2 separate regions of the Homo sapiens genome follow, and region 2 is linked to region 1. Evidence: read pairs that join two places in POLR2A ChIA-PET (ENCODE). Cell type or tissue: K562. All regions are shown on one strand.

Evidence for each region. ChIA-PET counts read pairs that join two places held together with the same protein. Peaks named below come from ENCODE experiments on the same cell type or tissue, not always from the same donor. Only the 100,000 strongest peaks of a DNase experiment are listed, where the experiment ranks them.
Region 2: POLR2A ChIA-PET joins it to region 1 with 6 read pairs; 2 of 35 experiments call an interaction of 5 or more read pairs at or near these places.

The regions. Positions count from the first base shown.
Region 1 is chr3:9,465,719-9,470,718 of GRCh38, forward strand. It overlaps SETD5 (SET domain containing 5), which reads left to right. Exons shown (of 23, transcript NM_001080517.3): 19 at 4,741-5,000. Among named protein-coding and RNA genes, the nearest start is that of SETD5, 71 kb to the left of the region's middle. In K562, no CTCF peak of the experiment used is centred here; DNase peaks (open chromatin) are centred at 2,943 and 4,663.
Region 2 is chr3:10,184,197-10,189,196 of GRCh38, forward strand. All of the region lies in intron 2 of IRAK2 (interleukin 1 receptor associated kinase 2), which reads left to right. Among named protein-coding and RNA genes, the nearest start is that of IRAK2, 22 kb to the left of the region's middle. RefSeq lists enhancers at 1,150-1,650, 1,651-2,151. In K562, no CTCF peak of the experiment used is centred here; no DNase peak of the experiment used is centred here.

The sequences.
Region 1 (5,000 bases):
TCTGGGTGAGGGAAAAAACCTCCTGGTTACATATCAGTTATCTAGGGAAATTACTCTTTACCAGATTATTTATGAAATTCTTTCAGCCAGATAATAAAGCAGCTGATTCAGGCCTTTCTAACTTGACTTTGTCTACTTGCAATTGACTTTGCAGTTTGCACCTAGAGCTTTATAGTAAGGTATCATGAGAGGAATTCTCCCTGGAGGGCATAAGATTATAGGAATAGAGTGTCATACTTTATCAATACAGGTTTTATTATAAATGTGGAATTATGAAAATTAGAAGGAGGCCGGGCGCAGTGGCTCACACCTATAATCCCATCACTTTGGGAGGCTGAGGCAGGCGGATCACGAGGTCAGTAGATCAAGACCATCCTGGCTAACGTGGTGAAACCCCGTCTCTACTAAAAATACAAAATATTAGCCGGGCGTGGTAGTGGGCGCCTGTAGTCCCAGCTACTCGGGAGGCTGAGGCAGGAGAATGGCGTGAACCCGGGAGGCGGAGCTTGCAGTGAGCCGAGATCGCGCCATTGCACTCCAGCCTGGGCAACAGAGCAAGACTCCGTCTCAAAAAAAAAAAAAAAAAAAAAAGAAAATCAGAAGGTAAGTCACTTTGCAAAACAAGCGGGTTCAGTACTCAGTGTGTTCCTTATCCCTTGTAGCATTTGGGATAACTATTAAACACTGCAAATATAAAGTGGTTTTGGTTTTGTTTTGTTTTGTTTTTTTTAATTGGTGATCATTTTAATAATACAGTCCATGCATAATGTTAGAATACCAGGAGGGAAGGAAAATATTAAATAGTAAAAGGTCCAAGGCATGGTTTCACTTGCAATTTAAGGAAATTTTACCTTTCTCATCAATAATAGAACAGATTTCACCACCCTGACCCATTCTAATCACCATTTTAATGGCCATACTCTTTGCTGTATTCTAGTACAGAGAGGTGGGGAGCCTTTTTTGTAGCAAAGGCTGTGACACATTGTGAAATATCAAAAAGGTGTCACGTATAAAGACCAGCTTAGGCTGGGCATGGTGGCTCACACCTGTAATCACAGTGCTTTGGAAGGCTGAGGCAGGAGGATTGCTTGAGGCCAGGGGTTTGAGACCAGCCTGGGTAACATCGTGAGACCACATTTCTGCAAAAATAAAATACAAAACTTAGCCAGGTGTAGTGGCATATACCTGTAGTCCCAGCTACTTGGGAGGCTGAAGCAGGAAGATCACTTAAGACCAGGAGTTTAAGACTGCAGTGAGCCATTATTGTGCCACTACATGCCAGCCTGGGCAACAGTGAGATCCCATCTCTAAAAATAATTTAAAGACCAGCTTAGGCCAGGTACAGTGGCACACACCTGTAATCCCAGCTACTCGGGAGGCCAAGGCAAAGGAATTGCTTGAGCCTGGGAGGTTGCAGGGAGCCAAGACTGCGCCACTGCATTCCACATTCCAGCCTGGGCAACAGAGGGAGACTCTCTCTCAAAAAAAAAAAAAAAAAAAAAAAAACAACCTTACTAGATTAGTTTGGGGAAGGATATTTTTGAGAAGGAAAAAAGCATTCAGGAAAATGGTGAGAAGTCTTAAGTGCTAAGGGGAAGAAGGTAAGAAGATAAACAGTGGAAGAGAACAAGATCTTCAGGAGGGGAAAGCATCTAGAAAGAAGAGTGGAAGCAACATTGGGAGGACAAGCTTAGTTAGCCTCTCCTTTCTACCAGAATAACCCTCCCCTCCTATTCTTGCCCTGAGAGCCATACTCCACCCGCCATTTCACACATACGTGCACCTAGATGTACACCACCCACTGTCCATGCCAAGTAAAATTCACAGCCAAAACCCTGCTTTGCTGAAGCAGCCTCATTTCCCCTACCTCAGCATGTGCCTGCCACCTAGGCCACAGTTATTCAGAGTCTACATTAGGCACCCTCTCCTTACCTCAGCCCTAGCACCCCTGAGTCATTGTCACACTACCACCTTCACTCTCTTCACGTGTTCCCATTTACATCTTTCCATTAAGCACTCACTGCTCAGTCTCTGTTATGGGACTGCTGCCTCACCTGAAAGTCCCAAGGTAAAGTCCTACCCTCTGTAGGATACAGGGACCTAAGTATACACATACATGCTTTTTCTGCTCTGTTGCCAAAAGTACAATGGATTTTACAAAATAACATTAATAGGGGTGGCTCAGGTCTAATTAGATTATGCCAAGAACCAACTCTAGCCTGTGAGCTAGGGATTCCATCAATCACATTTCCTGTAACTGTCATTCAAGAGGAACTGGCCATCTCCCTAACCATGTCAGCCCCCAGCACACTAATGTCTCCCCCTGGATAGCACTGGGAGGGCCTGAGGCATATAAGAGAATAAAGAAATGTGACAAGCAGAAGAGGCATTGGATGAAGGAACAAGGTCCATGTAAGGAGGAATAAGGGGTAGGGTGCCCCTCAATAACAAATACTGTAGGTTGCTAAACTCTCATCTAAAATACAAAGACGTATAACACTAAAATTTCACCAGTCTAACTCTTTCCTTGTATGTGCTTGAGATGTTTACTTACAGCATGAAACATTATAACCAATTTATCCTTAAATGCTTTCAGAGATACCAGGAAGCATTTTAACAAGTCATTCTGTCCATTGAGATGAGTTCTGCAGTTAAATATTTCCCCTATGCATTCTTATTCAACTTCCCCGCCCCCGAAAAAAGTTATGGCTAACATCTATGCTTGCTTTTATTTTTTGTTTTGTTTTGCTTCTTGACTTCGAGTAGATGAATAATAACAAGATGCTTTTCCCTCCTCTAGAACATATCCTCCCCTGAGAGTTCCCCTGCGCATAGGCCCGAGTCCCTGTCACCCGAGGTAGTTATCACACCATCTCAATCACACTTGGAGGCTGAGAGTGAGTGTTCATGAATGTGTTCCTGAGTGTGTGGGGAGGGCTGGGGATCTGAGTCAGTGGGGTGATGGGCTGGAGGGCGGCCACTCAGTCACAGTAAGTTGAATGAGTCTTCCTGTGTGACTGTGACTACACAGGACTGTCAATGTAGATGGAGGAAAATGAAGGTAGGAGCGTGTGTGTTTGTGTGTGTGTGTGTTGTGTGTGTGTTTGGTGGGGTTGGTTTTTGCCGTTTGGGGGAGGGGGTGGCTGGAGTTCTATTAAAGAATAGAATCTAGAAGTCAAGATGCTGATATGTGGTAGGAGCCTTGTTAAAGAAAGGCTAATAAATCAGGAAAGTTGAGTCAAAAGTTGTAAGAGCTGTTTTTTGAGTTGGGTGGTGACTTATGCCTTGTTCTAGGGTTAATCTAACAGCTCTGTAAACCAGATGTTTTGACCTTTGGTTGATAGATTGAGCAGCTTCTTCAGGAAGGGAAAGTCATTCTGTCTTTCAGCTTTCCTACATTTTCTCTGCAGCTCCTTACTGGGTGCACAAGGAAACCAAGTGAGTCCCTGGCTTTCTGTCACAGGCCACCATTCTGCAATGGTTAGGATATGGTTGCTATACAAGTGTTATCTCTTTAGGATATCAGTAGAGTGGTTTTCTCACAAACCCTACTGCTGTGGATATGTCAAACTCAGATTTTAGTGCTAGAGTTTCTATTATAAGCTTTCAGATTTAGTAACATTAACTCTGAATCTATTAATACATGGGACCTTTTTTCTCTTGAAGAGAAAGTTAGAGTCTCTCAGAAATAGTCAACTGAACTTTAACCCTATCCCCTTCCAATAAAAAATTAGGGCATAATTCAGTGACAGTCTACTAAGTTCTGAATCAGTAGTAGTTCACAGGTTAATATGAAACTGAAAAAGGTTTTATTCCACTAGTATATTAGAGATTTTCTTGGTGTTTTGACTCTAGCTTGTTAGGAAAGTAAAGCTCTCTCTCCTCAGTTGTTAAAGATTCTAAGATAACGTAATTTGAAGACTGATATGGTATGGTATCTGGTTTTCTGGTACCATTCTTTGTCGGTTAGCTGTAGTTGACCTAGTGTTGGAAGTTTGGAGGTTATGATAACCAAATAGTAGGTGGGGTTTATTTTTGGTACATTTCAGCATTTCAGAATCTGCAGTGATGAGCATTAGTGGTCTTGTGGTATGTTGACGTACATTAGAGGATAAAGAAGAATTGAGTGGCCAGAAAGTTGTATGAGAAACACAGCTTCTTTAACAGTGAAAGTGAGTGAAGAACTGGTTGGTTGATGTCTTTAATGCCATCCTCCTTTACTGAACCAGTAACTTAAGTACTTGCCTTTCCGTCTACCTTCTCCTTCCTCCACCTTTTTCCCTTCCCCCCACCTTCCATCAATATTAATTTAGAAATTGATAACCCCGGAAGCCAGTTATCTTAAGACACCAGTCTCATCTTTGTTTTGTGCATGGGGCTAAGGTAAATTCCTAATTATACCACTTGTCCCTTAGTGTAGTACAAGGTGACTCAGCAACCTGATGAAAGGCTAAGCAGGCAAAATAGTCACATTTAGCCAATTACCTAATTCTAACTTTCCCAGTATTTCCCATCCAGAAAGACTTGAAAGCAATTTTGGAAAGGCCAGGATTCTTTAGTACTCTGGCCCATGTACACTGTTGCTACGTGGGACTTTTACAGAATATAATGGCTTTATCTGCTCTACTTCCGTCCCTCTTATCTTTCCCTGTTCACCTGTGTCCCTCTCCCCTCCTTTCTGCCCTTTGACTTTTTCCTTTCTCCCCTACCCCATGTCTCCGTTGATTTTTATTCTTTCAGCTTTGTCACCGAAAAGACCTGGATTTGGCAAAAGTAGGATACCTTGACTCCAACACTAACAGCTGTGCTGATAGACCTTCCCTACTCAACTCAGGTCATTCTGACCTGGCTCCTCATCCCTCCCTCGGACCCACTTCTGAGACTGGTTTCCCAAGCAGAAGTGGAGATGGACATCAGACCCTCGTGAGAAACTCAGACCAGGCATTTCGGACAGAGTTCAACTTGATGTATGCCTACTCCCCTTTGAATGCTATGCCTCG
Region 2 (5,000 bases), 720 kb after region 1:
TTGGCCAAACCTGGTCACAGAACCACACCTGCTTGCAAGGGAGGCTGGGAAATGTAATCTTTGGTTGCAAGGTTTTATGTGCAACTAAAGCTTCTAGTACTCTAGAAAAGGAGGCAATCAGTATTGGAGGGACCATTAGCAGTTTCTGCCACGGTCCATTTTGGCCACCCAGATATCTGTATACACCTGTCTTGACCTGCATAAAACATCTGCTTTCCACAAGGGAGATAGGCCTGGGGGCCTAATCAGTCACTTCCTTTAGGGCAAATCTGGTATGTGTGGGTGATGTGTAGCCTTCTCTAATGGCCCCAGTGACCCAGGGCCTCTCAACCAAAGAGAAGCTGTCTGCATCCCCTTCCCCCAGCACACCCAAATTCCATGGTGGAATTTGAACAGGAAGCCACAATAAAAAACTCCTACTTGAGATGAGAAACACGAGGTAGTTACTTGTCTATAGCAGTCAACAAATCTGGCAGAGGAGCAATTGTAAAACTCCCTTCCCTGTTTTTTTGTGGAGTTTTTGTGTGTTTTTTTTTTTTTTTTTTTTTTTTGAGACGGAGCCTTGCTCTGTCGCCCAGGCTGGAGTGCAGTGGCGCGATCTCGGCTCACTGCAAGCTCCGCCTCCCAGGTTCACGCCATTCTCTTGCCTCAGCCTCCCGAGTAGCTGGGACTACAGGCGCCCGCCACCATGCCCGGCTATTTTTTTATTTTTTTTTATTTTTAGTAGAGACGGGGTTTCACCGTGTTAGCCAGGGTGATCTCCTGACCTCGTGATCCGCCCGCCTTGGCCTCCCAAAGTGCTGGGATTACAGGCGTGAGCCCCTGCGCCGGGCCAAAACTCCATTCCCAGGTAAAGGAGTAAGTTCTTTGCTTGGCCCATCTGGCAGCCCTTGGTTCTCAGTGATCTGTGATTCGCGAAGCATCCTAAGCATCAGTATCACCTGGGAACTTGTTAGAAACGCAAATTATTGGGCCCCACCTCATCTGCTGATTCGGAAACTCTAGTGGTGAGGCCCAGCAGTCTGGCTTAAGTTCCCCAGATGATTCTGATGCACCTTGAAGTTTAAGAACCACTGCTCGGCCCGGCGCGGTGGCTCATGCATGTAATCCCAGCACTTTGGGAGGCCCAGGCAGGCGGATCACCTGAGGTCGGGAGTTCGGGACCAGCCTGACCAACATGGAGAAACCCTGTCTCTACTAAAAACACAAAATTAGCCGGGCGTGGTGGTGCATGCCTGTAATCCCAGCTACTCAGGAAGGCTGAGGCAGGCGAATCGCTTGAACCTGGGAAGCAGAGATTGTGGTGAGCCAAGATCGCACCATTGTACTCCAGCCTGGGCAACAAGAGTGAAACTCCGTCTCAAAAAAAAAAAAAAAAAAAAAGAACCACTGCTCTGGCTGGGCGCGGTGGCTCACACCTGTAATCCCAACACTTTGTGAGGCTGAGGTGGGTGGATCACTTGAGGTCAGGAGTTCAAGACCAGCCTGGCCAACATGGTGAAACATCGTCTCTACTAAAAATACAAAAATTAGGCCAGGCGTGGTGGCTCAGGCCTGTGATCTCAGCTACTTGGGAGGCTGACGCAGGAGAATTGCTTGAACCTGGGAGGTGGAGGTTTGCAGTGAGCTGAGATTGTGCCACTGCACTCCATCCTGGGCGACAGACTACACTCCGTCTCAAAAATAAATAAAAATGGAAATACAAAAATTAGCCAGAGGTGGCGGTGGGCACGTGTAATCCCAGCTACTCGGGAGGCTGAGGCAAGAGAATCTCTTGAACCAGGAGGCAGAGATTGTTGGGAGGCAGAGATTGCAATGAGCCAAGATTGTGCCACTGCACTTCAGCCTGGGTGACAGAGCAAGACTCCGTCTCAACAACAACAACAACAACAACAAAACACTGCTCTGATACCTGGTCCTCCGTGATTTCTGGGAAGTGGAGCTTCCACGTTCATTATTCTCTGTGGCCTTATCTGAAACGGAACTGGAAAGAATGTGCTTTTATTTAGGGCTCCTTGGCTTTCACAAACCACCTCCTGCTGGTGTGGGTTTGGGGACTTGAGTGGAGCTGTAGGAGTCAAATAATCTCCAGCTTTTATCAGATTCAGCTGTGGTTTCTTTGGCAACACAGTTCTGTCAAAAAACTAGAAGCTTCTGCTCTCTTGGCTTCTAATCAGTTCTGCTGTGGTAATCACAGCCGAAGATCCAGCCTAGACACATCTTAATTCTCAGCCCTGAAGTGTTTGGTCTGTTATTTCCTGGCTTCTGCGCTTAGCCTCGCCTCCTCACCCCCCAATTTAATGTGCTTACCTGGAGCTTCCCTTGAAGCCACCTGAAACAGTAAGTTGGATGGGAAGGCAGGACTCTTAATTTGACTTTTGCCTTTGAGCTCTCTGTATTTGGCAGAGAACCTCTTCTGAGGGTCAGTAGTAGAACTCAGAAAGGTGGAGCAGAGATTAGATTATTAGAAAGGTTAGTACCACAGTCTTCCCTGCTGCTGAGGCAGACTCTTGAGATCCCCCAAGATGGGGATTCTTGTTGACTTGGATTGTTAGCTACAGGCTGGGTCTTTGTTTTCTTTCTTTCCTTTTTTTTTTTTTTTTTTTTTAAATAGAGACAGAATCTCGCTTTGTTGCCCAGGCTGGAATGCAGTGGGGCAGTGGTACAATCTTAGCTTACTGCTGTTTTGAACTCTTGTGCTCAAACAGTCCTCTTGCTTCAGCCTCCCAAGTAGCTAGGACTATAAGTGCAAACCACCATGCCCAGCTAACTTTTTTTTTTTTTTTCAGATTTTGGAATTTTTGCATTATATCCTTAGTGGCTGAGCATCCCTAATTCGAAAATCCAGTATCTGAAGTGCATTTCTTTTGAGTGTCATGTTGTTGCTCAAGAAGTTTTGGATGTTGGAGCATTTTGGATTTCAGGTTTTCAGATTAGGGTGACTCCAACTGTTATCACTATTTTCAGTCCCTCTATAGGTTGGCTTTGCAGTGTTAACAAATGTACTTACATTTCTTCCATAAGCTATAGGCAATGTCTCCCGATGCCCCATTTTGTAAAATGAAGCCCTTTTTATCCTCTCCTCTCCACTTTCACTTCCCATCTTCTGGCAAAGACTAGTTGAAAAATAGTCCTCTGTGAATGTTGTGACCTCTGAGCCTCCAGGAAAGAACTGGGTCTTGGATGAAGATTCACCCTCTGGGTCAGACAGGAAGGCGGAATACTGCCTTTGTGTCCTAATTGAAAGCTGCCTCATTGTCATGTGGAGAGTACTACATGCACAGGGCATCTGCAGTAGCAGATCATGGTCTAGAGTAGCATTTCCCACACCATGTGCCTCAGAAGACTGGTCCAGCAAGATACCCTGCTGCAAACAAAAGGGTTCATGAATAACTAAACTCGGGAAACCCCGCATACTTTATCACTGCCTCTGCCTTTGGAGATTTACAATGCATACCAACTGTGAAGGCTCTGATACGTCCTGCAGCAAAGAAACTTATTTAGGCTATTGTTTCCCATTCATATTTGACCATGGTACTCCTTTTCATTTGATACTGATATGCCCATGAGATCAATATACTTTGTGAGTCACTGCTCTGGGGAAATGGTGACCATGGTGAGGGTGCTGGGCATCTCAGGGAAGCCCCATGATGGAGAACCTAGGGGGTCAGAGGCAGTACTTGTATGTTCAGACCAGCATCCAGTGTGAGAAGAGTCTGTTTCTGGGGCTAGGGTCCGCCATCACCCTGGGGCTTAACGATGAGAGGCCTACTCCAGAGAGGGATTTTTCCAGATGACCAGGCTTAGGAGGGGACTGTGGGCCGGGCTCCAGACCTTATATACTGGCATCTTAGGGGCTTAAGAGCAGGAATTGAGGCAGAAGTGAGTATCCCAGCTGTGGCTCCCAGGCAAAGGAGAATCCACTATAATCAATGCTGAGCTCTAGAGCTGATTAAGTGCCACCAAAGGCTGGGTTAGGTGCTGAGCCTGTAGATGGTGGGGAGCAGATGGCTCTGGCTCTGAGGGTGGAGTCTGGAAACTGGGTGCACTGGCCTGTGAGGTGAAATTCTCCCTCTGCCCTGCCACAGGGATTTAGATATGCAGGAGCTGGACAAGAGAGTTAATAAGGAACTAAAAATACATTTTTTGTCTTTTTGAGATGGAGTCTCACGCTGTCACCTGGGCTGGAGTGCCATGGCTCGATCTCGGCTCACTGCAACCTCCGCCTCCCGGGTTCAAGCGATCCTTGTGCCTCAACCTCTGAGTAGCTGGGATTACAGGCATGCACTACCACGCCTGGCTAATTTTTGTAATTTTATTTATTTATTTATGTATTTATTTATTTTTGAAATGGAGTTTCGCTCTTGTTGCCCAGGCTGGAGTGCAATAGCGCAATCTCGGCTCACCACAACCTCTGCCTCCCGGGTTCAAGCGATTCTCCTGCCTGAGCCTCCCGAGTAGCTGGGATTACAGGCATGCGCCACCACGCCCGGCTTATTTTGTATTTTTAGTAGAGACAGGGTTTCTCCATGTTGGTCAGGCTGGTCTCAAACTCCCGACCTCAGGTGATCCCCCTGCCTTGGCCTCCCAAAGTGCTGGGATTACGGGTGTGAACCACTGTGCCTGGCCTAATTTTTGTATTTTTAGTAGAGACAGGGTTTTGCCGTGTTGGCCAGGCTGGTCTTGAATCCCTGACCTCAGTGATCCACCCGCCTTGGCCTCCCAAAATATTGGGATTATAGGCATGAGCCACTGCGCCTGGCCTAAAAATACATTTGCTGAGTGCCTACTGTGCGCTAGATGCTGGGGATGCAACCATGAAAACACAGCCAAGGTCTCAGGCCTCATGGAGCTTACAGTCCAGTGGGAGATGAATTATAAGAAGCTAACACACAGATGCATGTCACCCACTGCAGTATGAGTGCTCAAAGGATAAATGTAGGTCAGGTGGGGAGGGCAGGTAGGAGAGTGCAAGATGAGAGGATTTGATCTCATCAGGG